Regions from separate parts of the Homo sapiens genome. Here regions 2 and 3 are each linked to region 1. A link is a loop called in an ENCODE intact Hi-C map of the cell type or tissue named here. Cell type or tissue: endothelial cell of umbilical vein. All regions are shown on one strand. Each heading gives the region's core, and the rest is flanking DNA. Links, peaks and the distances in the headings are about the cores only. Region 1 overlaps SLC9A9 (solute carrier family 9 member A9). Region 2 overlaps SLC9A9 (solute carrier family 9 member A9). Region 3 overlaps SLC9A9 (solute carrier family 9 member A9).

Region 1 (10,401 bases), core at 1,082-9,081:
CCTATTTTTACTTTTGTTGCTTTTACTTCTGGTGTCATATCCAAGAAATCACTCTCTAAACAAATGTCATGAAAATATCTCCCTATATTTTTTCCTAGGAGTTTTACAGTTTCAGGTCTGAATTTAAATCTTTATTTTGAGTTGATTTTTGTGTGTGTGTGGTGTAGGGATCTGACTTCATTGTTTCACTTGTGGATATAAGCTTTCCCAGTGCTATTCATTAAAGAGTGTCTTCTTTCCCCATTGTGGGTTTTGGCACAATTGTCAGAGATTAGTTGACTGTATATACATGGTTTTCTTGTGTGAAAACATATAGGCCAACGGAGCAGAAGCTCTCTATTTTGGTCCATTTGTTTGTCTATTTTTATGCCAGCATCATACTGTCTTAATTGCTCTAGCTTTGTAGTATAATTTGAAATCAGGAAGTGTGATGTCTCCAGTTTTTTTCTTTTTCCTCCAGATAGCTTTGGCTATTCTTGGTCTTTTGTGGTTCCATATGAATTTTGGGATTGCCTTTTCTATTTTTGTAAAAAATGCCGTTGGAATTTTACTTTGCTAGTATGGACATATTAGCAATATTAAGTCTTCTAATTCATAAACACAGCATGTGTTTCCATTTGTGTCTTTTAATTTCTTTCATCAACGTTTTATAGTTTTCAATGTATAAATCTTTCACCTGCTTGTTTAAGTTTATGCCTAAGTATTTTTTGATGCCATTATAAATGAAATTAATTTTCTTTTTGTCTATTTTGTTGTCGTATAGAAACACAACTGATTTTTATATCCTGTAACTTTATTGAATTCCTTCTTGACTTTAAGAGTCAGCCATGATTGTGATGTATGTGCCTGGAAAAAGCAGTGGGAGTAGACCTTGGAATCCTAGTAGTGACAAGTAAATGGTAACCGTTGGGTTGGATGCAGGTTTGCAAGGAATCTCAGGCCTAACTTAACCTCAAACAAGAGGGAAAAAAATCACCCATGGAGGCCCTTACAGAAAAACTGAGTTGCATTTTGTCAAGGCAAAGAATGGCTTTTTTATTGCATGAATGAGAAAGGCTAAGACAAGATTTTTACTTTCCCTGTTGAGTTCTACATTAGGTTTAGCCATTTGGAACTAGTGGAAGGGCTTCCCCCCACGTTGATGTTCAGGTTAGCCACTGTGTATCCATTCCGTGGATGAAGATGGTGATTGGGAATTGGGTGTTTAGAGGTTGTACTGGGGCACACAGACAGGGAAGGAAGCCCATATAGATCTGCAACCTAGCCCATGTAGAACCTCAACCAGGTGTCCATCTCTGCCTATGATTGAGTGAGCCAGTGACCGTTTTGTTCTCCTTGTTGGATCATAGTCCAGAGCCTTGATGCATTTAGTGGCATGAACACAAGCTCTTACTGGGGAGGATGTGGCTCACTAGTACTATCTTCATTTCCCAAGTCTGAGGTGTGGCAAATACATTCCCTAGTCTTCTAAAAACCAAAGCTCAAGGCTGCTCAGTAGGGCATTGGCAATGCTAGACCTGCTGCCTTGGAACAGATGCTGCTGGTTAAGAATAGATTTCTAAGTGTTTCAGGATGCTCAAGTATAGCTGAACTATTTCACTTTTCATGGCTGGTCTATTCTTATACTTTGAGAGCAGCTTCCACAGTGAAGTGAGAACACAGAACATAACAGCACAGGACCTTTCCCAAAGACAAAGAAGATTATTGAGTTAGGCATCCCTGGGGCTTTGAGTAGGCAGATCTCTTATGAAAGCTTGCTCTGGGATTTCTGGAATCCAATCATTCTAGATAGTATGTGTCTTAAACTTTTTACCTTTTCTGCTGGAGGGAAAAGAATGTAGGTGTACAGGCTATGGAACAAATCCTGAGGCCACCATTGAGTTTGTGATCTTATTCAAGTCATTTCATCTTCCTGGGTCTTAGTTTCCTCACTTCTCAGAGATCATTGTATTAAATGCAGTGATGGGTGAACAAGGTATGTACGCCTGTATTATTGTATGCTCGGTTCCTGGCATACAGTGGGTGCTCAAGAAATGTCAGTTCTCCTTTCTCTTTCTGATGTTCACATTTTTACTGCCCAAGCAGGAAGTGGGTTGAAAATGTGGAAAGAGCATTTAAAATTTTATCTGTTAGCCATCATTTACTTTCTTCTTCCCAGAACATTACAGCTCTTTCCTAAAGGGTAAAAAAAAAGGCCCTAAGAAGATTAAAACCAGCATGTAAATTTCAGCTTAGTTCAAAGCTAAGCCCCTTAAGAAACCTTTATTTGCAGAGCAGCTCTGTATAGGAGCTCTGAGCAAGCGCAGGGCCATCTGGGGCTGCTTGCTTTAATGGACTGGTTCTCAAACTGGCAACCATCAGATTCACTTGGAGAGCTTGTTAAAAAGCTTGTTGGGGGGACCTACACATTTTTTTTTTTTTTGAGTTGGAGTCTTGCTCTGTCGCCCAGGTTGGAGTGCAGTGGTGTTTTCTTGGCTCACTGCAACCTCCGCCTCCTGGGTTCATGCCATTCTCCTGCCTCAGCCTCCCCAGTAGCTGGGACTACAGGTGCCTGCCACCTCATCTGGCTAATTTTTTGTATTTTTAGTAGAGATGGGGTTTCACCGTGTTAGCCAGGATGGTCTCGATCTCCTGACCTCTTGATCCGCCTGCCTTGGCCTCCCAAAGTGCTGGGATTACAGGCGTGAGCCACCACGTCCTGCCACACATTTTTATTCCTTACAAGTTTCCAGATGATACAAAGCTCCTGGTTATGGGCCCATACTTTGGAACCACTGCTTAGTGGGAGGAGGCATGCAGGCAGTTGGGACCCCTGGGTTCTGAGCCTTATCCTGGCTTTAAAGAGCTAGATGACCTCAGGTAGGTCACTTAAACTTTAGAAGACACAGTTTCTCTTTTGTCCAACAATTGGCAAAATGTATGATTTGGAAAAAGCATAATTTAGAGCAGAGATCGCTAATCTTTTCTCTATAGTGGGTGGCCATCCCAGACTCTATGTGAGGGCTGAGGGGAACAAATGTCTTGGCACTTGTAGCCCATTTGGAATGTTTGGCACACAGGTTGAGAAAGTCTGACTGAGTGGTTAAAAGCGTGTGCTTTTAAGTCCTGGAAGCATTAGTGTAAGTCCTCACTTTGCCTCTCCAGGTGGTATTTTAGCTGTTTCACCTAGGTCTGAGCCTCAGTTTGGTCATCTGTGAAAAGGGACAGAGTATTTGCACCTCTATCATAGGGTTGTGGTGAATATCAAGAGAGAATGCATGTAGAGCACTTGACATGCATATTAATTCTTATTAGCTGTTTTTATTTCTACTTCTAAAATTCTGTGATTTGCCCTCCTGCCCATTCTGCACCTCATTGGAAGAAGCAGATAAACCTCTTCAGTGTTTGGAAATGTATAAACTTTTTTAGGGGGAGTGAGGAGTGCTTTAAAGGAGTGCTTCTCAATGTTTAAAATGCATTCAGATGCCTGGGGATGTTGTTATAATAAAATGCAGATTCTGATTCAGTAGGCCTGGGGTGGGGCCTGAGATTCTGCATTTCTAAGCAGCTCTCAGGTGATGCCTATGCTCCTGATCCACAGAGCTATGCTATGAGTAAGGCTATGCTTTGAGCAATGGCTCTTAAACTCTATTGTACATCAGAATCTTTGGAGGGAACTTTTAAAAGCCCGGAGTCTGATTTGGTACAGGGTGAGGCCTGAGCATCAGGTTTTTTAAAAGTTTCTCAGCAGCCAAGTTGGAGTACCACTCTTTAAAGCACTCTTTAGTAAAACACAGGGAAAAGTTGAATTGATTTGTGTTCCAGAAGCTGGAAGTAATTAATTTCCCTTCAAATAGGTCCCCTTTTCCCTAGGAGATTTGCAGATTTGCACTGAACTATGGCCAAAATAAGAACCTTTTAAACCTTTATTTTAAAGGCAAAAACCTGTTTAACATCTGCATTCAGGAAGCTTTGTGGTCCAGTAGCTCAGAAATAGGCCCAGGAGAAACAGCATTCAGCCCCTAATCCTCACCACTACCACCTTCACCATGACCTTGGGAAATCTTTTCATGTGTATGTTTCCATATTTTCTCATTTGCAAAACTTGGCTAATCCTGCAGAACGGCCACAGGATGTGTGTATGGTCAGATGCAGCTTTAAAATCACTCCTGCTGCCCATCTCCCAAATTGTTCTGATTTGCTTACTAAATTTTGACATTTGCGCAAAATGCATACTTTGTAAGTCTTGGAAGTTGGTAATATTCAAACTATAGTCTTCTATCTCTCTCCCTCTTTTAATAGTACCAACTGCTTCCTCTTCTATTCACACATAGTTTAAGTTTAATGCACCCCAGAGCTGCAGAGAAATCAGCAAGAGGGCGGAAATGATTTTTTAAAAGCTGTGGCATGAAGATTGGCCTTGCAGGATTAGCCTTTTTCTTGGCCCTCTAGTGGAAAAGTCCACCTATACTTGAGGGTGGAGGTCATGCAGACAAAAAGCCTTCAGTAGGCAAGAGTAGAATGGAATAGCTGGGTGTTAGGGCCATCCTCTGCAGAAGATGAGACAGACGCATTCTCCAGCAGCAGTCCTTAAATGTTGGTGTGTATCAGAATCACCTGGGGATCTAGTGGAGCCCACAGTGACTCAGGCCTTTGAAGTAGTATAGGGCACAGTCCCTGTGTTTTTGCAGCTTCCCCTAGTGATTCTGACACTGACCAAAGTGTGAGAACCACTGTCCTAGAGTGTTCCGCTTTCCCTTGGTGTTTTTCAGTTAGTGTCTTCCCAACCACATTTCTAAGCCCACCCAAAGCTGAAAAGCTTTCTTTTTCTGGTGTGCAAAATACTAGTTGTATATGTTAATTTTCAAGCCACTCTTAATGTCAGTGGAGGTGTTTTTTATGAAACCAGGAGGGGCCAACCCTTGCAGAACTGCAGAGTGGAAATAAAAGAGGTTCAGAATCCTCATTATCTCAACTTGTCCTCCTTCACCCTAGGAAGAGTGAGAGGGTTGGGGAGAGAGGTGTTGCTAGCTGCTGGCCTGGTATATCTTACCTGGCACCTCTGCTAGGGGCTTTAAGACAGTGTTGTCCCACCTTTGTCACAGCGGGCCAGGAATCTTTTGCAACTCTGGATTGTGATGCAGAGGATGAGGAGCACGTTGCCTTGAGCATTAAAGCTATGGTGGGTGGGGGATGCTGGAGGCATCAGCCCCCATTTCCTCTGGATGATTGCCCTAGTATATACAGGCAATAGGCTTATACATCTTTTCTTCACTAGCACTCAGCATACTGCCCAGAATACAGTAGGTGCTTAATGAATGCTTGTCTAAAAAGATGGAAAATCGGGTAGCAGAGAAGAACCAAAAGATGCCAGAAAATAGAAAGAAAAAAACATTGAAGGTGAAAATGAGGTGTTTGTATTAATAAATATTAAGAGGAATGAATTAAAGGGCTGAAAAAGCCCAAGAAAGGAGATGCAGGAAAGGCTGGGAGTCCTGAATGAGGTTTGTGTGGAGTGGCGGGGAGGAGGAGAGAGCCCCTGAAACAGCCAGATAAGAAGGAAAAATAGCAGGAGGGAAGGAAATAAGAGCAGTGATGGAGGGACAGAGGAAAGCAGTAAAGAGCCAGGAAGATGGCGAGAGGGAGAGCTGGCAGAAAGGACAGATCCTCCAACCAGCCAGCAGGTTTGGTCTTATTCCTTACTGGGAACAGACAGAATGACTGCGTTTGACGAGGAGTGACTCAGGCTCAAGACAGGCAGAACTGGAGGATAAAGCCAGATGGGTACAAGTGAAGTGGGTCACTGTCAAGAATCATCACGTTTTCTGGAATTCGATGTTTTCAAATTGCATAATCCTCCTTGTTCTCAATTATCCTCCACAAGAGTGTGGAGTCCCTCCCACGTTACAAGTCCATCTCAGTTAAGCCCCAGACATGCACTTCTAACACCACGGAGGGCTTCTTGGCAGCCTTCCCTGCCCGCCCTCTCCACATCGTGCCCTTCCCCTGCAGAGGGACAACTGGCTCTCCAGGCATTTCCCTTCCGGACTTCCAGTGTGACACACACGCTCTGGCTGCTTTCCTGTCCCCAAAGACTCTTACTCCTCCAGGGCCACTGCCAGCCTAGTCACAGCCTTTGTACAAATTAGAGAGGCCCACCTGGATCATGGGCAGATGAGAACAAGGCACAGTCTGAGACTCAAAGAAGTAGCTGTGTGTTTGTGTTGGGGCTGGGGAGGGGTGTGTAGAGGAGTGTTCAGGGAAAGTTTCAAATAGAAAGTGATATCTGAACTGAGTTTCCAAAGGGGAACAAATGTTTTTCCTGTTCCAGGTGGGTTTTTTTCTTTTTCTTTTCTTTTTTTTTTTTTGAGGGAAGGAGGGAAGGAGGCAAGGCCTCTTGGGGGCTGGAACAGCATGTGCAAAGGAGCAGAGGTGTGAAACAGCATGCTATCCAATATTGCTGGTGTGTTCTTGCATGAGAGGCAGCAAGAGGAGGACTAAGTGATGAGAATGAGGTTAGACTAGGTAGGAAGGGCCAGGTGTCTGGTTTTAAGCAAGGGAAAGACACAGTGAGACTTGCATTTGAGGATGATTACTTTGGAAAGATATTATTTGCTTTTTACATATGAGCATACTAAACCTCAGAGAGGTATTTATAAGTGACCTGCTTCATGTGACACACTTAATAGCGGAACTAGAACTTGACTCCACCTTGTGCTAAACCAGGGTCTCCTTACCTACACTTCAGGTCTGGATGACCTCTGAGATTTCCCTTGCAAAACTTGCCAGGCCCATTTGACTCCTCCCAAAAGCCAAAAAAGACTTAGATTCAGGCCGGCAGAGGCACTGCCCTTGGTCCCCTAAAAAGATGACTTAAAACATCTGTTTTCTCCATTTCTTAACAGAGGAACTTTATTCATTCCAGGTTAGTCTTTAGAAAGCAAAACCAAAATACTCCACTGGACATTTACTGGCACAGATTTCCAGAAAACATATATATACTGAATGGGGGAAAGAGGATGAAGAGGTCTCTTAGACCTTTGTGGGAAGATGGCAACTAGAGTCACTTCTTAGTCACCCACTGGAATGGTGGATAAGTCAAATTGTATCCATTGTTTTGGGTCTCTTCCTGCCACATAACTTCATAATAGGTCTGCTTATGATAAAAATGCAATTATTTCAGTATTTCTCCTTTTTCTGCCTCTCATACATAGGTGAGATTTCTCCTAGATAGATGGCCTCAGGGAGAAGAGAGGTGAAAAGAGCCATTAAAATCCAAACTCTGGTTGTCTGAGCCATCCAAGAAACACCCACGTTAATGGCTGTGCCTAGGAGGCGCATATGTTTGACTCCAGAAGCAACAAACATTCTGGTTAGACATGGGATGTATTCCCCTGTTAAGACAAGGAACTGAGAGAGGAATCCAAAGCCTCTTGATAAGTTTGAGTTTTACAAGAGAGGCACTTTGGAATAAGAGGGGATGTTATTGCCTTGTTCAGACATGGCTTCATCTTGGCAGCATTCAGGCCTTGGGTTAAGAACTTGGTTTCGAGTTGACAGACTTGATAAAAGTCCAGCCATGGCTGGCTCATAAACGAGACACCCAAGATCTATCTTCAGAAAAGCCAATATATTTCTATTATCACTGCTGATAAGGCTGATTCTCTTTGAAGTTTAATAATGACTCTTCCAAAAATGTTCCCTCAGACATTCAAAATCCATCTTGTATTAGTTTTCCTAAAGGCTGGTTTAACACCCTCCCATTTCCTATTACGACTTAAGTCCAGTGGTATTAAATGCTTCAGTCTTGACACATGGCTCTGTTTACCTGCAAGCCCAGGTGATGAGCACCACCACCCTTAGGGCTCAGCACCCCTATACACTTTTCTGCAGCCTAGCTCCTCCTGCTGGTGTTTATAACTCAGGGTCAACAATTAATTTGGGTCTATGAATAATAACTCTGGAGAGTACTTTTATATTCTGATATCTGAACGTGAACCAGATATCAACATTATTATTAATTTCTGGGATTGAGAAAATGATTCCCTTCCATCTACTAAGGGAGTGATAAGGCAAAATCACAACTTCTATATCAATATCTGTTTGCTCAAGAATCTTAAATGCCAACTGATATGGGGCATCTGGGTAGGCTGAGAAAGGGAGGGTTGAGGGCAACTTTTCGAGAAGCTGTATTAAGCATTTCTTCGTTATGTTCTAGCAGGTGACTCGTGTTCCCTCCTCTTAACCCCCTCACTGAATCGCAGTCACTTGGTTAGATCAGCTGCTGCTGATGGGAATGGACATGCTGAGTGCTAAGCCCTTGATGTTCGCTACCACATTCATTCTCCTTGACAGTGATAGAAGGTAGATGATACCGTTTCATAGCTGAGGAACAGGCACAGAGAAGGAAATGTCCCAGAGTCACACAGTTCATAAGTGGTGGCAACTAGGACTTGAGGATTTGAACTAGGTCTCTCTGACCTTAAAGTCCCAAAGGCAATATTGTTGCTTTGTTAAAAATTCACAACCACTGGGGTTTCAACGTCTTTATACAGGGATGCTGTGCTGGAAGTGAGTTGACAGGAAGAGAGAGTCTACAGAAGAGGCTGCCTATGAAAACACAAATACTATCATGTGGAATGGTCTCAAGGAAGTCTTTTGGCAGATTTGACAGATCTGTTTAATGAAGATCAATTCTATTTAAAGCCCCTCACCAAAACTAACTGCCCATCACCTCATTAAAAAAGAAATGACTGAAGATAACAAGGGGTGTGTCTTTGGCCAGAAGTGGGCTGGCTGGAAACACGGCTTGAGTTACAGAACTGTCTCCTCAGCTTCTTTCCTGGCTTGTCTCAATTTCTCAGCTGTCAAGTGATGGAAAAGAATGCTTGCTATTCATCAAATTTGTATTTATTTGCCAATGGACAAAACGGTCTAACAATTTCCTTGCGGGATATTCTAATTGACAGTTTAAGCAGATTATGAACATTTGATTTTTTCCCCCTTGTATGACCTGAAAAATCATAAAAATGGAATTTCTTTAAAAAAAAAACCCTCTAAAATGTGAGACTGACAAATATGAACATTATTCTCCTTATCGTTCTAATCTAACCTTTCTTCCTGGACTGGTACAATGCTAATGCACCATCAGGGAGGCAGTGGGGAACATAATGGGGGCACTGGACAGGAAAGCAGAGGTTTGTTGGCAGAAGGTTGAGGCCTCCCCAGAGGACCTGGCCCTTTCTGCCCTTATTCTCAAATCCACACACCTTCCTGCCACCACAGGCTCGCCTCATAGAAAGCACTGAAAGCCAGGGCAGATGCCTGTACTGTGAACCTGTCTGCTTTCAGTTTTCCACCTACTGTCTCAACCAAAGGTAACATTTGAATCTATCCTCTAGAACTGCTGGGAGAATTAAATGAGATAATGCATGCAAAGTGTTAAGTACTGTGCCTGGCATGTAGTAAGCACTTGAGTTTATTCTTATATCTTTAAAAACATGTCTTGCCTGTAAGCTCCATGAAGGCTAGGACAATGTTCTTTTTGATGAATCACCAGGGCCTGGCACAGTGATAGGTACATGACACAAGCTCAATAAATGCCTGTTAAACAAATACATAAAACCTGACCCAGGTCAGCAGCACCTCCTGCTTGGAATCCTGCCATCACCTGATCTCCCCGCTTGCCCTCTTGTCCCTCAACACATTCTCCACATTTCAGTCAGAGTGATGGTTCTAAAAAATAGATATGCCTATGGCTTCCTTAGCAGAAAATGCAACTCTAGAATATGGCAAACTCACTCCTACACTCTCTGGTATTTTCTCTTCTCAGCCCTGTCTTTCCCTGTTCTAGGCTTTTCTCAAACATGCTTTTCTCTTCTTTCTTTCCTCCTGGCCTGTACACATGCTATTTCCTTACTGTAGTTTGTATATGCATCCTTCAGGTCTCAGTGAAAATCTCACTTTCTCAGGGAGGTCCTCCCCACTCTCTGTCCGAGACACATTGCTCTGTTTTTCTCTCTGTGTCCTTGTCTATGAAACTTATGGTGCCATAGTTTGTCTGTTCTTTCTAATAGAGGGTTAGCTCAGTGATTGCCTGGTTTAGGCTCTGCAGAGAAGATGATGTACAACTCATCCCAATACTGTATTCGGTGCCTCTATGTTGGCAGATTGATATTAGCTATGGGGGCAATGTTTATACCATGGAAACTGGCATATGCTACAAAGCAGTTCTTACTTTTTCTCCAAATAGATGGTTGTTAAACACTTACCAGCACACCACTGGTTAATCCCATGAGAGCAGGAGGTATCTCTAATCTGTCCCACAGTGACTGGCTTATAATAGACCTCTGTAAATATTTATGGATTTAAACAGAAATTGACATGGCCATACTGAATTCTGCACATATGATCTCTTGACAA
Region 2 (10,401 bases), core at 926-8,925, 50 kb after region 1:
TAGGGCTTTAATAAAGAAGGGACCTTATGTAGAGTTTAATCAGATGGCAGTTGTGGGAAAGAAGCAGAAATAGTTTTGTTTGTTTGCATTAACAAATGGATGATGAGAAAGATAAAAGGGGAAATCAAGAAGATAACCCAAAGGAAACAGATAAATGGAGGAATAAAAATGAAATTCTATCTTCCCCCAAACAGAATCTGGCATAAGAAAATGCAGGCATTTTTGGCTAAACCAGAAATTAGATGGGAACTACATCTCTTTAAGGTCCAGAGTTATAAAGCACAGGGTAAGGAAAGGGCACCCGGATAGGGGAATCCTGTGCCCTGGGTTTTAGTCCTAGCTTTGCTGATCCTCAGTTTCCTTACCTGTAAGGAGAGAGAAATGCTTCTTGCCCTTTGCTATAACAAAAAGACCACCAATATTGTCCCCTGCCCCCACTCATCCACAGTTGTTCTGATAGACTTGGGACAGCTATATTTTCAACCCTCTCTTCCAAATACTTGAGATGTATTTTATAGATCTGTGAGTGAGCAGCTATTTCTAATTCTGTTTTGAAAGGATTGTTCCAAAACCAAGATGATACGGGGGATGCCATTAGAAAAATATATTTGTAAGGTGACAATCAATTTAAATTATCTCATAAAAAGATGAGTTCTGGCATATCATAAGTGAGGTAAGATTGCTTCCTTGTTTCTATCAGAAATAGGGTAAAACCAGCTCAGTCGAAAGCTGGATAAGAAGTTAAGCAGTAATTTTTTTTTTTTTTTTTAGAGGGAATCTTACTCTGTCGCCAGGCTGGAGTGCAGTGGTACGATCTCCGCTCACTGCAACCTCCACCTCCCAGGTTCAAGCTGTTCTCCTGCTTCAGCCTCCTGAGTAGCTGGGACTACAGGTCCAGCTAATTTTTGTATTTTTAGTAGAGACAGGGTTTCACCATGTTGCCAGGATGGTCTTGATCTCGACCTTGTGATCCACCCGCCTTGGCCTCCCAAAGTGCTGGGATTACAGGCGTGAGCCACTGCGCCCGGCCCGAAGTTAAGCAGCTATTGATGGCAGTCTGTTGGACTTTATTCCATTTATTTCTTTCATTTTCATGTAAGCTTTCTGTGATTGAATCACAGGAAGTTAATATGCCAATTATTTACTTCCTGGGAGTCTAAGAAAGCACCTTTATTTACTATATGCCATCAAACAGAGCTATTACATTATGTTGAATTTGTAAGGATAAAAACCATGACAAGTGCACCATATTTCTAGAAAATAGGTTCCAAGTGTAAAACAGAGGGCTAGGCATCTCTTTTTTTCATATAAAACCATGAGTGAATGTATACTCCTTTTTTAAGAAAGTATCTTTTGTTTGGCCAATAAAAAGCCAAATTCTTACAGAATACTTTGTTATAAGCACTTCCATTGTGCAATATAGTTTTGGTTGGAAAAGCTAAAAAATGAACTCTACTTCCCAAGCCTATTAAAAAACATGGAGAATACCATATGAGAATCATGGGTTGTCAAGGTCTTAGGAGTTCATGAAATTGTGTCTAGAACGCTTTGGGTACGGGGGAGTTGCTGTTGTGGTTAAAAAACAAGGAGGGGCATTTCCTTCACTTTACAAATGAAACTGGAGCTTAGAGAGACTGGTTCAAGCTCATGCAGCCTGCAAAGCCTGGGCTCAAAATCAGAACTTCTGACTCCTAATCTTGCTGCTTTGTGACTGCTGGGGTTCAACTGCATGTTGAGATTCCCAAGAATCCCCTGATCTTGGGGCAGGAGGAAGCCAGCTGCCCCTGGTCTCTGCTGACTACAGCCATGGGGACCTATTCGTTCCTCAGTCTCCAACTCTCTGCCCCCAGCTACTGGCAGACGGGAGTAACACGCATGTAGCAGTCCCATCTTTGCCTGTTTATTCTTTGTGAGGGACACTTAGCATTTTCAGTCCATCACTGAGCTGGAACAAAGTAATTTTGCCTGAAGAGCCTGTAGCTGGGCTTAAAGGTGCTTACCTGAAAGGAGAGGGATGGTGATAATCTTTTTGCTCCTAAAGAGGTGGGTCCTGCCAGGTCAGCCCTGGAAGCTCTTTTCTTTGGACAGAACCAGGACTAGCCTCATCCCACAGAACTAGGGAAAAGCTTCAGCATGTGGTTGTAAAGGAGGGTGGGGCCCATCAACTCACATCCTTTAATAATAATAACAAGAGCAGCCCTTTATCAAGGACCTAATTTTTCTAGGCCCTATGCTATGTATGGTAAGTATAATAGTGTGAATCTCACAAACATCCTGCAAGATAGGTATTATCATTGTCACTGTCCCCATTTTACAGATTATGAAATCAAGGTTCAGAGAGTTCAAGTAATTTTCCCAGTGTCACACAGCTAGTAGGTGACAAAGATCTGAACCTAGCTATTTGACTCATGCTCTGTGCTGTTCCAGGCGATTGAGTCTGAACTTGATTGGTAGGATGTGGTATATCAATGTTGTATTCATAACATCAGTTAACCTGGCGGTTAACTTAAGTGAAGTCTACAGATAGAAGACAAGTTGATGAGACTGAATTAGCACAAAATACTAAAATAAGTATTCTGCCTATTTTTGAGTAGGATATTAATTGTAGAGCATCCCCCTATGAGAGAGCCACTCAGAGAAAAACAAGTTCACTCAGAGGTTTAGAGAACTCCATCCGCGAGGCAAGGCTGGGCAAGTGGCTTGTTTACCTCGAAGAACTGGCTCAGTAGGTAAATGGAGCAGGTTCATATAAATAGGATTCTACCTGGAGACAGGGAACCAACCACACATATTGTCTCCCCACAAGAGTAGTCTTTCTGCCTTCCTTGTTTCTTTGACTGGCATAAGCAGACTTCTAGTCATGAGGGCTGGAACCCCACAGTCACCTGGGGCTCCTACTTCCTCACAACTGGCACCTGCCTGGCCCTTTCTCTCTGCAGTCCTGGTACCCCCAATAATGCGGCATCAGATTCTATGGATTTGAGGCCAGAGTTTTCTGGCATCTATACTTTTCCTTTCTATTCCCATTGCAACTACCATAATTGAGGCCCCCGTGACTTCTCCCTAATCACTGCTGTTAGCTCTTTCTAAAACAAGACTATGTCACTCTTATGTCTACAAATCATCTGATTCCTCATTATTTACTGAGTCAAATCCAGACACCTTCACCTGATACTCAAAATCTTTTCAGATTTCCGTGAACACATCTTGTTAGTCTCTCCTCCCTGGCCAACCTTATATGTGCCGAGCTGCAATCCTCACTTAACCCCAAGCACACACAATAATTTTCCACATTTGCACCTTTACTTGTGACCTTTGCTTTGTCTGGAAAAAGAAAACACGTCTGTTGTGTTTGTTTGGTATTTTCTAGTGTTCAAAGTGGTTTCATTCACCTTTTTCCATTTGAAATTTACAGTTACTTTGTGGGGCAAATATGATTATACTCATCTTACAGATTAGAAAATAGTGGCTCAGGGCAGGCCTGGAACTAGAGTTCCATAGCTGAGGGGCTGAGGGATGACTAGCAGCCAGATCTTCAAACTCATTGCTCTGTCCACAGCTCCGTGTTGCTTCTCTCTCCCCGTAATCTGGCCTTTACTCCAGCTCCCTCCAGTTGCTATTAGTCAAATTCCATCTTTTTCTCAAAGTTCAGCTCGAATCTACCAACAACTGTTAACTTTTCCAAAATAAACCCAGAATTGAGGGCTCTCTCTCCTTTGTGTTCTCACAGCTCCCTGCTCAACTTGCTGGGTACTTAAAGCAATTAGGGGAAAGGCCTGAGGGTTCCTACACAAGAATTTTATACCAGCAATGATCAAGGTTTTAAAACCTTTTTGATTATGATCCCATTAAGGCATACATGTTATATCACAACCCAGGGTACATGCACACACCCCTGAAACAAGTTTTATGAAACAAAATTTACTTCTAATTTCTCAATGCACTGTGATATTTTCTCTAGTCTACTATTTATTAAGAAGTGCTGGTTAGGAACCCACTAAATTGCTTGTGAGAACCACTAATGAGTTATGATCAGCAGTTTGAAAAACCCTGATTTAAATATTATTATGTCCCTTCTAAATGGCCTAGACAACATTTTCAAAGGTTTGCAAAAGACTGAGCTAGCAAGGAAGATAGGTACGTTCATCAGGGATTTAATCTGTAGTTCCCAACAGGAACACAAACAGTTCTTACAAAGGCTAGGCCGAGAAGGAAGGGTCTCAGCTGGAGAGCATCAACTTCTGTTTGTTGGAAGGTCAAGGAGAGGGATTCTTGGTGAATAGTTGATGGTGGGGGGGAGTACCCATTCCACAGTGGGATATCTTCCAAAGAGTGGGATTTGTAGAAGCCAAAGATTGAGGTGGGGAAGATTTCTCAATAAGGCATATCTCTGGACTGAGAAGAGACTTATGTACTCATCATAAACTTGAATATAGCAGGAAATCAGCTAGAATTTAAAAATAATAAAAATGTAATAAAATTCTTTGTTTATATCTGCAAAATGAGTCTGAAGGCCTTCAGGTCTATAAAGCTGTCACTGAATTTAGTATCATTTTAACTTTATGAAGCACTTGATGTTTGCAAAGTGCCTGTACAATTACCAATTACCATAATGTTCATCTTCTGAATATTTCAGATCAGAGAAGGCCTGAGGACTTTAGACTAAGAAAAGGGGGAAAAAAAGGAAAAAAAGTTGGCCAATCCAGTTAAATACCAGGCTTCTGAGCTTGTACTGCTAGAGTTGTTTACCATGTGGGGCACCTGCCTGGGGTACTCTGGGGACTTCTCTTCCTTCAGCACCCAGAGCCTGCAGTGCACACAGTCAGCCTTGGTCAGCCACCCCTCATGACTGACACCCACTCGCTGCTCTTGGGCATTCCAGGCATAATTCTGTGTCTACATGAACCAGTAGAAGGAACGGCAAAGGGCTTGGCACCTGTAACCCAAGGGCTAGTCCATAGCGAGGGATGTGGGAAGAAGTGTTTGCAGTTGCTGGGAAGGGGCAGTGAGGAAATAAAGCTGCTACAGTCTTTCCTGTTTGAGGTATTAAACACATGTTAAAGGATTAAGGAAAGATTTGCTTAGCAGCCTGCATGAGCTAGAAATCACTTCTGGCCATGTTTATAGGCGACAGGTCAGTGAAACCTAATACACTGGTAGATTTCAAGGAATTCCAAGGAAATGGCTTCAAGGGATGTCAAAGGCAATGGTTTCAGGATGTGTCTGTTTCCTTTGGAAAAAGGTTAGCTCTCTGATGCTTCTTCCCCTACATTTAAAAGGCCACTGAAATACTAGAAGACAAGCTTAGAGACTGATCTGGCTTTTTAGCTAAAAAACATTCTAGTAGACTCTGGCCCTAACAATTACACCACTGGATAATTTTCAGTAGTGGAAATTTAAGAATCAATATCTTAATGAAATGATACTTTTCTATATTAACTCATTTATATTGGGAACACACATTGAATGCTCTAAAATAGTTTTCAAAGTAGAATGAAACAATTTGTCTACATTTTTATCCACACAGAAAACTGGTGGGTATTTTGCAGGGCAGCTGTCCTGGATCATGGATTATTTTCAATTTATTCTTCTCCCTGTTAGATCAGCTTCCATACAGCCACCAGTTCTCTGCATTATAACAAACAGGACTCTGTGGCTCTGTGCTTAAAGTGCTGCATTGGTTTCCTGCTGTCAATAAATAAAATCCATTTTCTTAACCGGGACACATGCGGTCCCTACACAATCTGTGCACATGATAATTCCCTGGTTTCACTTCCCACTAGTTGCCCTGAACTTTTCACCATTTTCTGAACACTCTGCACCCTGTTCAGGCCTGAGCTGTTTCCTTGCCACAAAGTCCTTCACACTCTCAACCCTGCTCCTTACAGATTCCTACTCTTTTATCACCGACTTCCAAAGTCACTTCAGTGTGGCTTCCTGGCTTCTCCAAAGCTGTTTAGTTGGCTATACCCCTCTCTGGCTTCCATGGCACTTGCTGTGGTCTGAATGTTTGTGTCTCTCCAAATTCACACGTTGAAGCCTGACTCCCAAGGTGATCACATTAAGAGGTGGAGCTTTTGGGAGGTGATTAGGTAATGCGAGTTCTGCCCTCATGAATGGGATTAGTGCCCTTATCAAAGAGGCCTAAGAGAGCTTGTTTACTTTCTTCCACCACATGAGGATAGAGCAAGAAAGTGAATTCTGTGATCAGGAAACGGGTCCTCACCAGACATGGACATTGCTGGGATCTTCATCCTGGACTTCCCAGCTTCCAGAACTGTGATAAATAAAATTCTATTGTTTAGAAGCTACTAGTCTAATGTATTTTGTTATAGCAGCCTGAACAAACTAAAAAAACACTTTTTTGCTCAGGACTTTGTGATAGCTCTCAGCATTGGTGGCTGGTGCCACCAATCTACCTCATTAGGATGCTGGCATCTTAAGGGCAATCACCATTTCTTTCTTTATCTCTGTGGCTTAGGAGAAGGCAGAAGACTTTTTTCCCCTTAGGGAAGAAGAATTAAAATTCAATTTAGTTAAAATAATTGAATAAAATATAATAGAATAATTATTTTTCTGGGGGAAGAAATATGAAAACCAAACCCAAGCCTCACAGCAATAAGATCTGTGACAGAAAGGAAACTTTAAAGGCTACTTTAGCCTGTACCACATCACTCTACCTTTAGCCATCCAAGTAACCAAAAAAGTATAAAATATTAACAAGAGAGAATTCTGATTACACTAGGCACTGGGAATAAGGGTTTCACGCTTGACTTCAAAGGCTTATTCATTGTCCCTCCAGACCACCTGTTTTCTCTCTCCTGTAATTCTGTACTTTTCAGGTGGGTTATTCAGGCTCTCTCGCATCTATTCATGCCACACTCATCACAGGACCTTCCCCATGTTACTCCCTATTCTTGGAAAGCTCTTCCTCCCTTCTCATTATTTAATTTCATGTTACGAAATCGCTGTTCCTCCATGGACACTTTCTCACATGACTGGAAGAATAGCATTTATTTCTTCAACAGGCTTTTCCTCTATTAACCACCAGCATAATAATCTCTTTGCCTGCTCTTTCTCATGAGTTGGTTTGACATACATTGAGAATCATCACCATCTACCTTGTGAAGTGAACCTTAATTAGGGAAGAGACATGTCTGCCCAACACTCTGTGTGATGTCTATCATAGCTTCACATGCAGACAAATGCTGGATAACTGCAGTCTGCGAGCTAGACCCAGGACTGTGTCTCACTGGCAGGTGGTAATATGTGAAGCTGGCAGCCATGGCCCATGCTGATAATGTGTCTCTGGTAGCTCATGAGCTTGTTGGCAGCCTGCAAATATCTTGGCTCCTACAATTGAAAAGGAGTGACCAAGTAATGATTAAAGAACATTTAAACATTATACTCTTTTTTCATGGGAAACAAATATTAAAACTAAATTCAATACTGGCAGCATTAAGGTAATACATATGTTTTTGTAAGTCCTATCATCTTTTCTTTCTCTTTCTCTTTTTTTCCTAATAAAATGATTCAGTACTGACCTAGAAATCTTCAGTATAACATCACACTGCTAATAACAAAACACCATGGCTTCACCTGAAAGGTGCAATTGAAAGATTTCCTTTATCACAGTAAGGTACAAGAGTAATAATTATCATCAAAGGCTTGTATTGCTTTCATTGTGGAAGAGAAAAATTGCTGCACTTCTCTATCAAGTCAAAATTGCTATCTGTAGTATAATTTCCAGAAAAATAACTGAGATGATGGACTATAAGTTAGAAAAGTCATAAGTGAAACAACTGCATGTGCAGAACAGAGGACACAAAAGAACAGCTTAACACCCAGCTCCATCCATTTACTCAAAATCAAAGAAGAAGAATTATGTCTGATTTATAGCCCAAGTGAAACCTTTCCTTTATGGAAACTAAAGACTTTGAAATGGTATTAAAATACAGCTGTTGCAACTAAAAATTATTACAAGTATATAAAATAATGGAAATTTTAGTCACTCAGATAATAAATGACAATATTATACACATTACATGATGCCTGTCTTTAAGACATGTGGCTATCAGTAGGTATAAATAATAATAATACATGTAATGAGCACTGTTCTAAGTGTTTTGTGTTAATTCATTTAATTATCAAAACAAAGCTATGAGGTAGGGACTTCCATTATCCCCATTTTTCAGATGAGCGATGGAGACACAGAATGGTTAAATAACTTTCCTAAAATTACATAACTAGTAAGTAGATAGGCTATAATAGCAAATCAATAGCTTCTGGCCACAGACCAAGACTTGCTTCCGTTTGATAAAAACCAACAGTGGAATGTCTGTGTGTTTCTTTATACCATAGATGTGTTCCTGAAAAGCTCTCCATAAATCAGAAGTTTAAAAACAGAACTGTATTGGAATGACAGCTCTGTGGGAATTTCTTTACAGGTGCATCGCAAGTGCCCAGGATGGTGCCTGGCATGTGGTAGACTTGATAAACGTGATAAGCGAGTGAATAAATTGATGAGGAAAGTCTAATGTGGTGCTTTGCACTGAGAAAATAATAAATGTATTGAATTTGATTTAAAGGAATTTATTTTATCCACTCTACAAGGGGAGAAGTGACCTTCTGATTTCTTATTTGTGTAAATCTAGATCTTCATATCATTCGTTTAAAGTGAAGTTGAAATATGAAAGCATTTTCATTTAATAGAAATATTATTAAAACTTTTCCAGGGAAAAAAGCAAAACAAAGCAGAGATACCAAAGCTTATGTAGAATCCCAGGATCATTGTGCAAAAATCAGTTACCATCTTGGGATCCACAATATTTTATAATCATAGTGGGGAATCCATTGTGCCTAGGTAACAATTCATAAAGTCATACGTGTAGTCACTTGTCAGGTCTCCAGAAGAGTTTTATACCAACTACAGAATATTGCAGTGTATTTAGGCCATAGGGTCTTGAGAAAATTGCACTATTTAACTGTTTTAAATGTGTTGGTTCTGAGAGGCCAGTGAATCAGTTGCCATCAGTAGGAAGCTGTTTTAATAACTAGCCAACTTTACTGATGGATTCAGCCAAAACAGAGGATAGTATGTATCATTCCTATTATGTGGAAGAAGAAATTATGGAAGATCCAAGTTGTTACCTGAACAAAAGACTGCACATGTTTCTAGATACTGTTAAAATTCCCCTGTGTTGATTCCTACCCAAAAGTCACAAGAACACAGGAGTCCAGGAAGAAGCTGATGTTTTCTCCCAGGATTTTTTAAGAGATAGGATCTCACTTTGTTGCCCAAGCTGGAAGGCAGTGGCAAAATCATAGCTCATTGCAGCCTTGAACTCCTGGGCTCAAGTGATCCTCCTGCCTCAGCCTTCCTAGTTGGTAGGACTACAGGTGCATGCTACCATGCTCAGTTAACTTTTTTTGTAGAGGTGGGGTCTTGCTATGTTGCCCAGGGTGGTCTCAAACTCTTGGGCTCAACTGATACTCCCGCTTCCACCCCCTAAGGTGCTGGGATTACAGGGTTAAGCCACTGAACCCAGCCTCTTTCAGGAAGCTTTAATTCCACTTCACTTAGGTGCTAAGTCAAAGACTTTCTATGGGATTTGTCTACAGCAGCACCTGTAAGGATATGGATGACCAAAAGCCAACCTAAATACCCCAAAATAATAATAGTATTCTAGGTGTTATTAACCAGGGGATGGGAGTGATGGCTGCATTGCAGCCCAATGCAAGCTGGGCTCCTCCCTACAGCCAGCTTCCCAGGAGAAGCAGTTATAATGCCATGTGCATATTTATGTGCGGATGCCATTAGAGAATGTGTTTAGGGAGAGCCTTTAGGAAGCTGATTGCTTATGTTTACTTCAAATATTTTGAAATTTTGTTGCTTTCTGAAACTACTTGTGGAGTTATCTTTACATTTTGCAAGTGAGAGCTACCAATGATTTTAGTTTGTGGCTCTCCTGAAGAGTTCATCCCCCCATGAAATTCTGATGATGCCAATGTCTTCCTTTCCTATGCTAGGGACCACCTGTGATTTCAAAGGACTTCGCGACCATGAGGTACAAAGCAAGACTTTGTGAGGGTCAACCATGCCTACCCTCAGTACCTAGTATATTGCCTCCACATAGTGGGTAATCAATAAAGTATCCATTGAACAAAAGATTACACATCCTTTGCTATCTCTCCTGCTTGCTACTGAAAGTAAAACATACCTCTCCTTTAGACAGGTGAGGCTTTTGCTGAACCACCAAAGAAGCTATCAGACTAAAACAACCAATTATACACTAGAAACACTTATGAAAATGGCATCACACTTATGTTAAAGCTACCAGAACTCACCAGATGGGCCACCTGAACTGGGGTCCTTGGATTGCTTAGGTGACACAGCCTGTT
Region 3 (10,401 bases), core at 1,291-9,290, 140 kb after region 1:
CCTGAGCCATGGGGGCTTTGGGAGCAAAGACCTGGAGGCATCTCGCTGTGGGTTACCTGTCACACCTGGCTTGAGAGGTCACAGAGCCTTCACACATATGACTTATCCCTTTAGTTAGGGGCCAGACTCCTAGGACTATGTCATTCTTCCCTGTATCCCCCCAACTCCCCTCATTCTCCAGAGCACCCAACGAATGAAAAGAGAGATGCAAAGAACACAAGGACCTGGGCTCTGAGAGGAGGCTGGAGTAGCCTCTTAAGGGCTCTGGCAGGTGGGAAGGAGGTGGTTCAGTGGAATGTGTGGCCATGAGGATAAAGCAGAAGTTAGTCATGTCAGAGGCAGAGGTGGCCCTTCTAAAGCTCAGGCACCAACCTCTGGGCCTTAAAATGAAGCCCTCAGCAGTTTTATTGCTTCAGGAGTTCAGAGACTGCCCTGGGGCTGAATTCAGCCTGCCTCTGACATTGTTGGTTTTCCAGAGCAGCAGAATTAACCAATGCATACTACATTGTTTTCATGCTCACTTAAACCACATTCAAACTGTGCTTACAGCAGGAAAGGGACAGTTAAGAAAGAGTGAATGGTGCAGAAAACACAAGGAGCATATGCTGACGGTGGCTGAGAATTTTTGTGACTTTTGTTTGCCCCTCTCTTCTGCAGGGAGACCCACCTAGGGATTTTACAAGTGCTGAAAACACAGCAATTTATAATGTTTCCTGTGGGAAATCAACAAAGTCCTTTAAGGCATTTGAATGGTATCTTTAATCTCCACTGTGCTAATGCTGCTTGAGTTCTGGGAGGGTTCCCTTTTGCTTATGATTGGCAGAGTAAGGGGAAACACCCTATTCACTGGGTGCTCTGGAGAATGAGGAGAGTCGGGGTTACGGGGAAGACTAACGTGGTTCAAGGAGTTTGGCCCCTAACTAGGGGGACAAGTCATATACATGAAGGCTCCATGACTTCACAAGGCAGAGATGAGATACAGGTCATCCACAGTGAGGTGCCTCCAGGTCTTTGCTCTCAAAGCCCGCATGGCTCACGATGCTCTTCATGTTCCACAGGGTATCCCACCGGGTAAATGAAGCTGTATATGAGCCTGTCTGTGTTAGCCAAGGGCCACAGCAAGCCTTTGCTTACCGATGCAGGTCTTTACTGAATGTAGTGATACTCTCTTTGATGTGAAATTACAAAATGATAAACAGCTTGGTGGTAGAAAGCCACTTGAACAGTGTACACCCCAAAGGAGCTTTGCTGGTAAAACTGAAGCCGTTTAAATATATTCATGGACAAGAGGCTTTAAAGCAAGCCTGGCATAACTTTGGGGCATTGTTATTCTACAGAGCTTGGTCTAAAACTACAGATTTAAAGATGCTGTTCTTCAGAATTCTATTTACTGACTTGAGGGCAACTTTATTTGGTGACATCAGGAAGTTTGTCCATTTTCTGTGCTGTGCCCTTTCAGACAGGCTTACTCTTCTCTAGGATCTTACTGTGCTGACATATTCTTGTTAACCCAGTTTTTTTCTTTTATCATTCTCACCTTTCCAACCTTCCTCCCTTTCATCAAAACTTACCCATTCTAAGTTGCATTTTCTCAGGGCCCTACTTTTTGTTTGCCAAAGTGGTAAACAGTAACTGAGAATCTCATGAGTATTCATGAGTAAATGGAATGAGCTAGAATTCCTCTTGACTCTTTCCTCAACTCCTTCCTCCACTTTGTGGTAGAATATCTGCTTAACGGATATTCTAGGTACTCTCTGGAGCTTTAAAGGGAATTTCAGGCCATGTGAAAAAGGGTGTGGAGCTATGCCAGGGAGGGTGGGAAGTGTACTTATGAATAACGTGGGATCCTCACAGAAAACCTCAGATAAACACTTTTAACACAAACTAATATTCCTACTGCATCAGATACCTTAGCAGGTAATTATAGTCACTTTCTTACTAGACATTGGTCTCTCTACTTTTATCAAGAACCCAAGAGTTAGTCAAAGGCATCTTGGCAGTTAAACATATGCATCCTTCAAGCATTTAGGACAACCTAAGACTGTGATTGCTAATTTCACATCAGCCAGTATCTGCACTTTTTTTTTTTTCCAGAAGAAAAAAACCTTGTTATCTTTCAATGCAGAGTTATATTGAAGTGATCAATGTGTGCTCTGGATGGGCTGTGGTTTCTGTTTTCTATGCCAGCCTCCTTGAGGGCCCTTCTCTCAGAGTTCCCCATCTCCGCCCTGTACTATCAATTTGGCCATATGTAAAGTGTCCTTTAAAATACCTTCTAGGCAGTGTGTCATTTACTCATTCATCCATCCATCCATCCATCCATCCATCCATCCATCCATCCATCCACTCATCCATCCATCTCTACTCATCCATCCATCCAGCCACCTACCCACTTAACCACCCATCCCCTAATTACCCATCCATCCTTCTACCCACCTGACCACCCATACCCTTATTACCCATTCATCCTTCCACCCACCCATCAGCCCAACCACCCATCCCTTAACTACCCATCCATCCACCCACCCACTCATCAATCCAACCATTCTGGGTGGTTTGGCCTTACTGAAATAGGAGAGGGAGACAGGTTGCTGAGGAAGGTGCCTGCACAGTGGAGCTCCACCCTTTAAGATCAACGTAGAGCAAAATGAGTATAAAGTAACAATTTTATACAAACAAGATGGGCTTCCTACAAAACAGTTTCTGAAAGGACTCATGTACTGTTACAGAGCAGCATCTCAGTGGAGATACGCCCTCATGTCAATAAAACAGACAATATATTTTCAGCTCCCAAGGTCAGAATGCTCACCAAGCTCTCACATGTTTAAAAACTGGACAATTATAGCATTGTTGGCTTTTGCAAATTGCTTGCTACCTATGTAAATTCTAACTTTAAACTCACATGGGCTGGGCACGGTGGCTCATGCCTGTAATCCCAGCACTTTGGGAGGCTGAGGCGGGTAGATCACCTGAGGTAGGAGTTCAAGGCCAGCATGGCCAACACAGGGAAACCCCGTCTCTACTAAAAATATAAAAATTAGCCCAGTGTGGTAGTGGGTGCCTGTAATCCCAGCTACTTGGGAGGCTGAGGGAGGGAGAATTGCTTGAACCCGGGAGGCAGAGGTTGCAGTGAGCCAAGATTGTTGTGCTACCGCACTCCAGCCTGGGTGACAGAGTGAAACTCCATCTCAATAAATAAATAAATAAACTCACATGTTGCAAGTAAGCGTTATTAGCACTAGAAAGTGAAATGGGACTGGTGAGTTCAGTTAGTAGAGACGAACAAAGGCTTGCTTAGGCATAAAACAAGATGGGAGAGGACATGATGTTGTGTAAGAAAACTGCCAGCCCATGGGGCCCGGTGGGGTGGGAGCTAGGGATGAATGACAAAGATTTTCCTACTAAGTTGGAAGAATGTTCTCTGAGGTTATGGTCCTTTGATTGTTTCTAGTACTTAAGCATGATCAACTGCCATTTGAGCTACATAAAGTATGACTAAGGACTCCATTTACAGCCTCTGGGAAAGAAAGAGTCTTTTGAATCCTCTGTAGCCTGCTCTGGCTAAAGAGACACATTAAGGTATGGTATAAAACAAGCCACCCCTGTAGGGGAACAGATTAGGGCTTGGGGGTGTGGGGGCTGGGGGCCAGAATATTACATTTGAGATACAAAATTACATTGAGAGGCAAGGTTTAAAATCATTTGTCTCACCACATGTTTTCCATTTGTGACTTCTCAAAGCCACAACAAAGGCTCTCCCCTCCTTGCCCATGTGCCTGCTATACTGATAAGGTGAACAGTTTTTTTTTTTAAAGGTTTTCAGCATAATAGTGTTTTAAGACGTAATCTCATTTGCTGCTCCTTTAATTGCTGTTTTGTAATGTTTTATCTATTTTAATTACTGTTTTAATGTGCTGCTTGTACCCTGAGGTGCTTCTGTGAAGGGTACCATTTTAAGAAATGAAGAACTAGATAAACAAATAAATCCACAGGTAAGGGATCATAGTAGTCTACCCTGTGTTTAAATGAGCATTTTTAATTTGCCTGGTATTGAGTGTTGACTAGCAATAGTCTCTTTTTCATGTGTAAGGACAGAGGTATGATGTCTAAGGTCCAACACAAAGCATACGTAGAGCTGGGAATAAAAGGCAATATTCCCAAGGGCTGTCCTAATTCACAATAAGTAGAACTTATGCTATCATGTTTAAGTTTGATCTTATGTTCCCAACAATTCTTTAGAAGTAGCAATAGCTCTAATGAAGGCAAAAGTATATATTTTCCATTTAACTCTAGTAGCAATTGAATTGTAGTTTTCTTGGCCAGGAAACAAATTCAATAGACCCAGTTCTTAACCTGAGTCATGTTACCCTTAGTCACACACATGACACGATTGCATTCCTTGGCTTACTAAAGCAGGAAATGGACCAGTGGCTTGGGGTTTCCTGACTGGATAAGTAGGTGGTGTAATGACTTAACATCCCTTCACTCCCCCACGGCCACACCCAGATTTTTATTTCCGTATTTAAACACAAGCAAGGTCAAAACAACAGATGAAATTTAATAAAACAGTAGTAGTGACGCCTAAATGTTTTTACTGACTTCCTAAAAATGCTTTGGAATCAGCTTCAACTGCATTTATAAATGAAGAAGGAAATGAAGCTCAACACCCCAGCTACGAAATTGTTTGGTCCTAAATTGGCCAGATGCCTAGATTTCCTTTATGTAAACAGGGTCAAATGTGAGGCCAGCCAATTGTAAACTAAGATTCTAGCCTCCTATATTCTCATAGTCGGAGATGTTAATGAAGTTGCCAGGTTTCCACAAAGTTGAAGTGCAACCTCTTCCTATCATGAAGCCCAGGCAGATGCAACCAGCCCAGGTAATGGCACAGCAGCCTAGGCCACTTGGAACAAATGTGGTTCATGGAGTGCAAAAGAAATAACTTTATCATGCCCCACCTTTCCCCAACACACACGTACATACCTACTTTTTCAGACTCTGGAGCGGGGTCCTTGACTTTTTAATAGTCTCAGATAGTTTATTTTTAAGTCCTCTGGTGACTTCTAATCACATAAATAGTCTCAGCTTAGTAATATGTAATAATAACAATCCCTAAATTTCAGCTGGAGTGAGTCTTCCTACCCCATCAGCTTGGGCCTGCCACCAGGGGTGAAGGGGCAATCTTCTTATTTTCCTTCTCTTCCTTACCCCATTCCTAGTTGCTAGCTTGACTTCTCCAAGGTGAGGGGACAGAGGAAAAGGAAGAGGTAAATGGGAAAGAAAGGTTTCATTCAATTGGCATGAATGTGGCATATTTCCCTTTGGCTGTGGTGGATGTTGGAAGCTGGCCCATGTGGGCATTTGTGAGGTCTCTTCAGGGTTCCGTCTACCCCTGGGCCCTCTGATGGGCAGTTTCCTGATATGGACTGTGTGTCCATCCACCACTGCCTTGGCCCCTGAACATCTAACTCCATAGCCCCGGTTTTCCTCTGCTGTGATCTTCTCACCCCTTCAGGTAACATTCTAGGTCAGAAAGTAAGCCACCTCCACAGAGGCTCTCTCCATTATATCACACATGTCAATCAATAGGAAACACACTCTTTAGATACATTCTTGGTGGGAATGTAGGAACTTCTCAAGCTGTGGCTCACTCTGCTGTTGTAGACCACTTCAGCTAGTTTTTGACACCTTAGATTTCTTAGATGTGAGTCAGACAGTGAGTATATCACGGGGTTCCCCAGTCCTTTGAGGACATGCATGAAACTTGTCAATGGTCTCACTGAAGCCACATCTCATGGGCTTAAGATGAGGACAAACAACTTATTACCCCTTTCACATAGGAGATGTGATTCACAGGTTTACTTTGACCAATGGAATGTGAGTAGACATGATACATGCCATGTCCCAGCAGAAGCTCTTGGAAACTTTGGGAGTTTCAATCCTTTTGCTCCTTTCCTCTGCTACAAGAGAATAGCATGCTACGGATGGGACTGCTCCTTTAGCCTGGGTCTAAGAGTGAGAAAACAGATGGCACAGAGCTCCAAACAGAGTCAAGCCGAGCTGAGCTGCAGATGAACCCAGCAGAGTCAAGCAGATCTGTAGCTGACACCATACCTTTATGGAATTTGAACAAAACACTGATCTTTATGGTTGTAAACCATTGTGATATTAGGACTAGTTCCTGCAGCAAAAACTGGCATATACACTAGCCAATAGGTGGCCAGGGAGGTATGAGATTAATTAGGTGGAGTGTGTCTTAGAATCCAAGTGAAGAAAGTGTTTCAAGTAAGATCAATTATGTTAAAAGTTTTTGATTGTCCAATAAAATGCAAAGTGAAGCTTGACCATTGGACTTAGCAACGCTGAGGGGAGTATCAAGACTAACAAGAACAGCTTTGGTAGAATGATGGGGCTACAGACTGCTCAGAGTAAGTTTAAGAAAGAGTGAGAAGAAAGGATTGGTAGACACTATGAATTATAGCTCTTTTGAAGGATTTTGCTGTAAAGGACAGCAGAGAATGGGGCTGTAGCTGGAGAGAAATGTTTTATTTTAAAAAATAAAAGTAATTAATCTGGGTTTTTAAATTATCCAGTGAAAAGGACAAAATAATGATATGAGGGAAAAAAAGAGACAAATATTGGAGTAATGTCTTCCAATAAGTAGAGAGGATATGATTAACAGGCAAGTAGAAGGGGGGGCCCTAACTGGAGTGAGGCCAGTTTGTCGGTTGTAATATGGTGGAAGGTGGAGTTTAAGGAAACTGATGCAGGAGGTAGATACACTGGGGACCTCGTGGAAGTTATCTTCTGACTGTTTCTATTCTCTTACGAATTGGAAAGATGATCTGCTTAAAGAGAAGGCTGGGGAAGGGGTTATGGGGGCTTGAGGAGAGAAAGTTGGAACCTGTTGCTCAGCAGAGTGGGAAGGTAAATGGGTTAGGGCACTTCGGGATGATTGATGAGCAGCTCCTAAAGGCCCTGAATGCCTACTGGGTGCCAGGCACTGTGCTAACAGCTGAGAGACAGAGGGAAGAGGTCCAGACCTCACTTTTACCCTCAGGAGTCTCACAGTCTAAGGTGGAAAGTTGTCATTCAGATCCATTAGTGAACCATGAGTTACTTCTGTGGGGTGTGATCTATCAGGATGGGAAATGTGGGAATGCGGTGGGAGTACAAAGCAGGAAAGTACCTTAGCTGGGGCAGGAGGCTGCTGATGGGTAAAAGGTTCTCAGGAGAGATGACTGACTCTTAGTGTGAGGCATGGAAGAAGAAATAGGTGGTGTGGCACATTTGGGGGAAATTAAAATGCTTCAATATGGCTGAGATATAAGGTAGGTGTGTATGTGTGTGTGTGTGTGTGTGTGCATGCACACATGTGTGCACACAATCATATGTGTATGTACTCACATGCATGTTTAGAAGAGGGTTATATGTGTGACAAAGTGATTCCCAGAGACACATGTGTTGAAAGCCATGATCAATATTCTGCCTTCCTGTTTCCCTGTGACATGCACCACATACTTGAAACTACCACCTTATCCCCCTCTAAGCCTCATCTATTGCAAATATACTTGGAGGAAGCCGAAGTTATAAAGTTGTTATTTATTTTTACAGCATGCATTGGGAGCTATAAGACACACTGCACAACCCAATGAGAAATTAATTGTGAAGACGTAAACACAGGCCAGATTTCCATTTCACCTTGGTGCCCTACTGGGTTATGCAGACTGAGAATTTGGCTCAGTGACTGAAAAAAATTCCTAGCCAAATGTTTGTGTTGAGAACTGGAAGCAAAAGTATTAAGTAAAACACACAACATCAAAAACAATACTATTATATCATTAATTTTACAAAATACATTTACTCCTATAGTCTTGTGTTTCTTTTGTTGCCAGTAGAATAATTTTCTCTCTGAAAACCATTGCCTTAAAGTTAACCTTAAAAAAATAAAACAGGGCAAGTTGTTTTTTGCAAATGACTTGTATCACTATTTGAAATGGTTTCCAGTTAGTATTCCCTAATGGTGTTCCTGCTAACTTCCTACTAAAATCCATTTCAAGGCCCAGAAAAGGCAAACAATTCCAATACTACGGAAAACCCTATGCAATGGACAAGCTTGTGTGGAATATCACAGGAGTTTTCAATACTCATAATGCTGACAATGGTTATTTTGAGAAAAGCAAACAGGAGAATAGAGCATCGTTGTCTGTCTAAAGATGGCAGAAACATACTTTGTTCATAGCCCCGCTGTCTACCCCAATTTGAAGAACACGTGCTTGTATCGACCAAAAAACCTATGACAACACATCATAGGGCAGGAATGAAAGGTGAATTAGGGATGTAGTGTCAGCTACACAAAGGCAGGGATTTCTATGTTCTATTTCTGTCTCTTGCTCTATGCTTTATTCATTGGCTGGCACACAGTAGAAGCTTAATTAATATTTGCTGAATAAATGTGAATGAATGAAGGAAAGAATGGGGGATGGAGGATGGCATTTTCAAAGGCATATTGCATCCCGTGGGACTAAGTGTCCCATTAGTAAAATGGTAGCCATGGGTGGAGATCCCAGGAGTAGAATGTGCTTCATTGGCCAGACAGCCTGGAAACTAAGTGGTAAGGACAGCAGAAAATTCTGTGCAAATAGGGCATAGCTCGAAAGATGAATGTTTGCTAGATCCTGGGCCCTGGGTAATAAATGTTGCAAACTGACCTCTAGCTATGGCTCCAAGAAAAGAATGTGATGAACAACTAGATGAGCATTGAGGGGAGCCAGGGGCAATCCACACACCTGTCCATTGGCGAATACTGAGTCTGGAAAGATTTCTCTATAGTCAAGTACTAGCAAAGACAAGAAAATTAACACAAAGCTTATCAAGATGTTTTACTGAATGAGGAAAAAGGAACATCTTCCTGCAGACCCAGAAAAAATGAGCTTCTGGAATCAGGACAAAGTTTTAGAAAATTGTTAGGCATCCTCAAAAGCATGCAATTATCATGGAGTAATAAGAAAACAACTGGAAAGCCACCAAGGAAAGAAGAGATTACATTGCTGGTGTTTAAGTTAATTCAACCTTGTTGGAAAGCAATTTGGCAAAATGTATTTTGAACTTTAAAACATATTCTACCCTTTGACTTTCTAATTCCATTTTTAAGAATCTATCCTAAGAAAGAAATTAGAGATATAATAATTTTACATGAATAAAATAATCACAGTATCATTTATAATAGTCTAAGATTATTCCAGTATAATATGCTTTAATACAAATGTAAATAATTTTGAATTAAAATTTATTTTATATATAATTATAATATATTATGTTATATAATATATTATATAATATGATATATATTATATATTATAATATATAATATGATATATATTATATATTATAATATATAATATGATATATAATATATAATATAATTATATAAATATAATTATATAAAAATAATTATAATTATATAATTATATAAAATATAATTATAATTATATAATTATATAAAATATAATTATATTATATAATTATATAAATATAATTATAATTATATAATTATATAAAATATAATTATATATTATAATTATATAATATGATATATATTATATAATTATAATATATAATATGATATATAATATATAATATAATTATATAAATATAATTATATAAAAATAATTATAATTATATAATTATATAAAATATAATTATAATTATATTATAATATAAAATATAATTATATATTATATATTATATAAAATATAATTATAATTATATAATATATAATATAATTATATAAATATAATTATATAAAAATAATTATAATTATATAATTATATAAAATATAATTATAATTATATAATTATATAAAATATAATTATATAAAATAATTATATAAAATATAATAATTATATAATTATATAAAATATAATTATATAAAATAATTATATAAAATATAATAATTATATAATTATATAAAATATAATAATTATATAATTATATAAAATATAATTATATAAAATAATTATATAAAATATAATTATAATTATATAATTATATAAAATATAATTATATAAAATATAATAATTATATAATTATATAAAATATAATTATATAATATAATTATATAAAATATAATTATATTATATAATTATATAAAATATAATTATATTATATAATTATATAAAATATAATTATATAAAATAATTATATAAAATAAAAATTATACAAGTATATATAATTATATATATTTATATATAATTATATATATTTTATATATATAATTATATATTTACATATATAATTATATGTATTATATATATATAATTATATATATAAAATATATAATTATATAAATATATAATTATATAACATATAATATAATATTACATAATATATATTACATGT

What was found. A loop is a pair of places that touch in the nucleus more often than their neighbours do. Peaks named below come from ENCODE experiments on the same cell type or tissue, not always from the same donor. Only the 100,000 strongest peaks of a DNase experiment are listed, where the experiment ranks them.
Region 2: a loop joins it to region 1, with 3 times the contacts of the local background. A loop is called at or near these places in 4 of 110 quality-filtered maps.
Region 3: it touches region 1 in a loop (5-fold over the local background); 6 of 110 quality-filtered maps call a loop at or near these places.

The regions. Positions count from the first base shown.
Region 1 is chr3:143,297,040-143,307,440 of GRCh38, forward strand. All of the region lies in intron 14 of SLC9A9 (solute carrier family 9 member A9), which reads right to left. Among named protein-coding and RNA genes, the nearest start is that of SLC9A9-AS1, 40 kb to the right of the region's middle. In endothelial cell of umbilical vein, for the core only: no CTCF peak of the experiment used is centred there; a DNase peak (open chromatin) is centred at 5,882; H3K27ac peaks cover 1,839 bases.
Region 2 is chr3:143,347,265-143,357,665 of GRCh38, forward strand. All of the region lies in intron 14 of SLC9A9 (solute carrier family 9 member A9), which reads right to left. Among named protein-coding and RNA genes, the nearest start is that of SLC9A9-AS1, 10 kb to the left of the region's middle. In endothelial cell of umbilical vein, for the core only: no CTCF peak of the experiment used is centred there; a DNase peak (open chromatin) is centred at 5,127.
Region 3 is chr3:143,439,535-143,449,935 of GRCh38, forward strand. The region is part of intron 12 of SLC9A9 (solute carrier family 9 member A9); the gene reads right to left. Among named protein-coding and RNA genes, the nearest start is that of SLC9A9-AS1, 100 kb to the left of the region's middle. RefSeq lists an enhancer at 3,943-5,142. In endothelial cell of umbilical vein, for the core only: no CTCF peak of the experiment used is centred there; a DNase peak (open chromatin) is centred at 4,417; H3K27ac peaks cover 2,690 bases.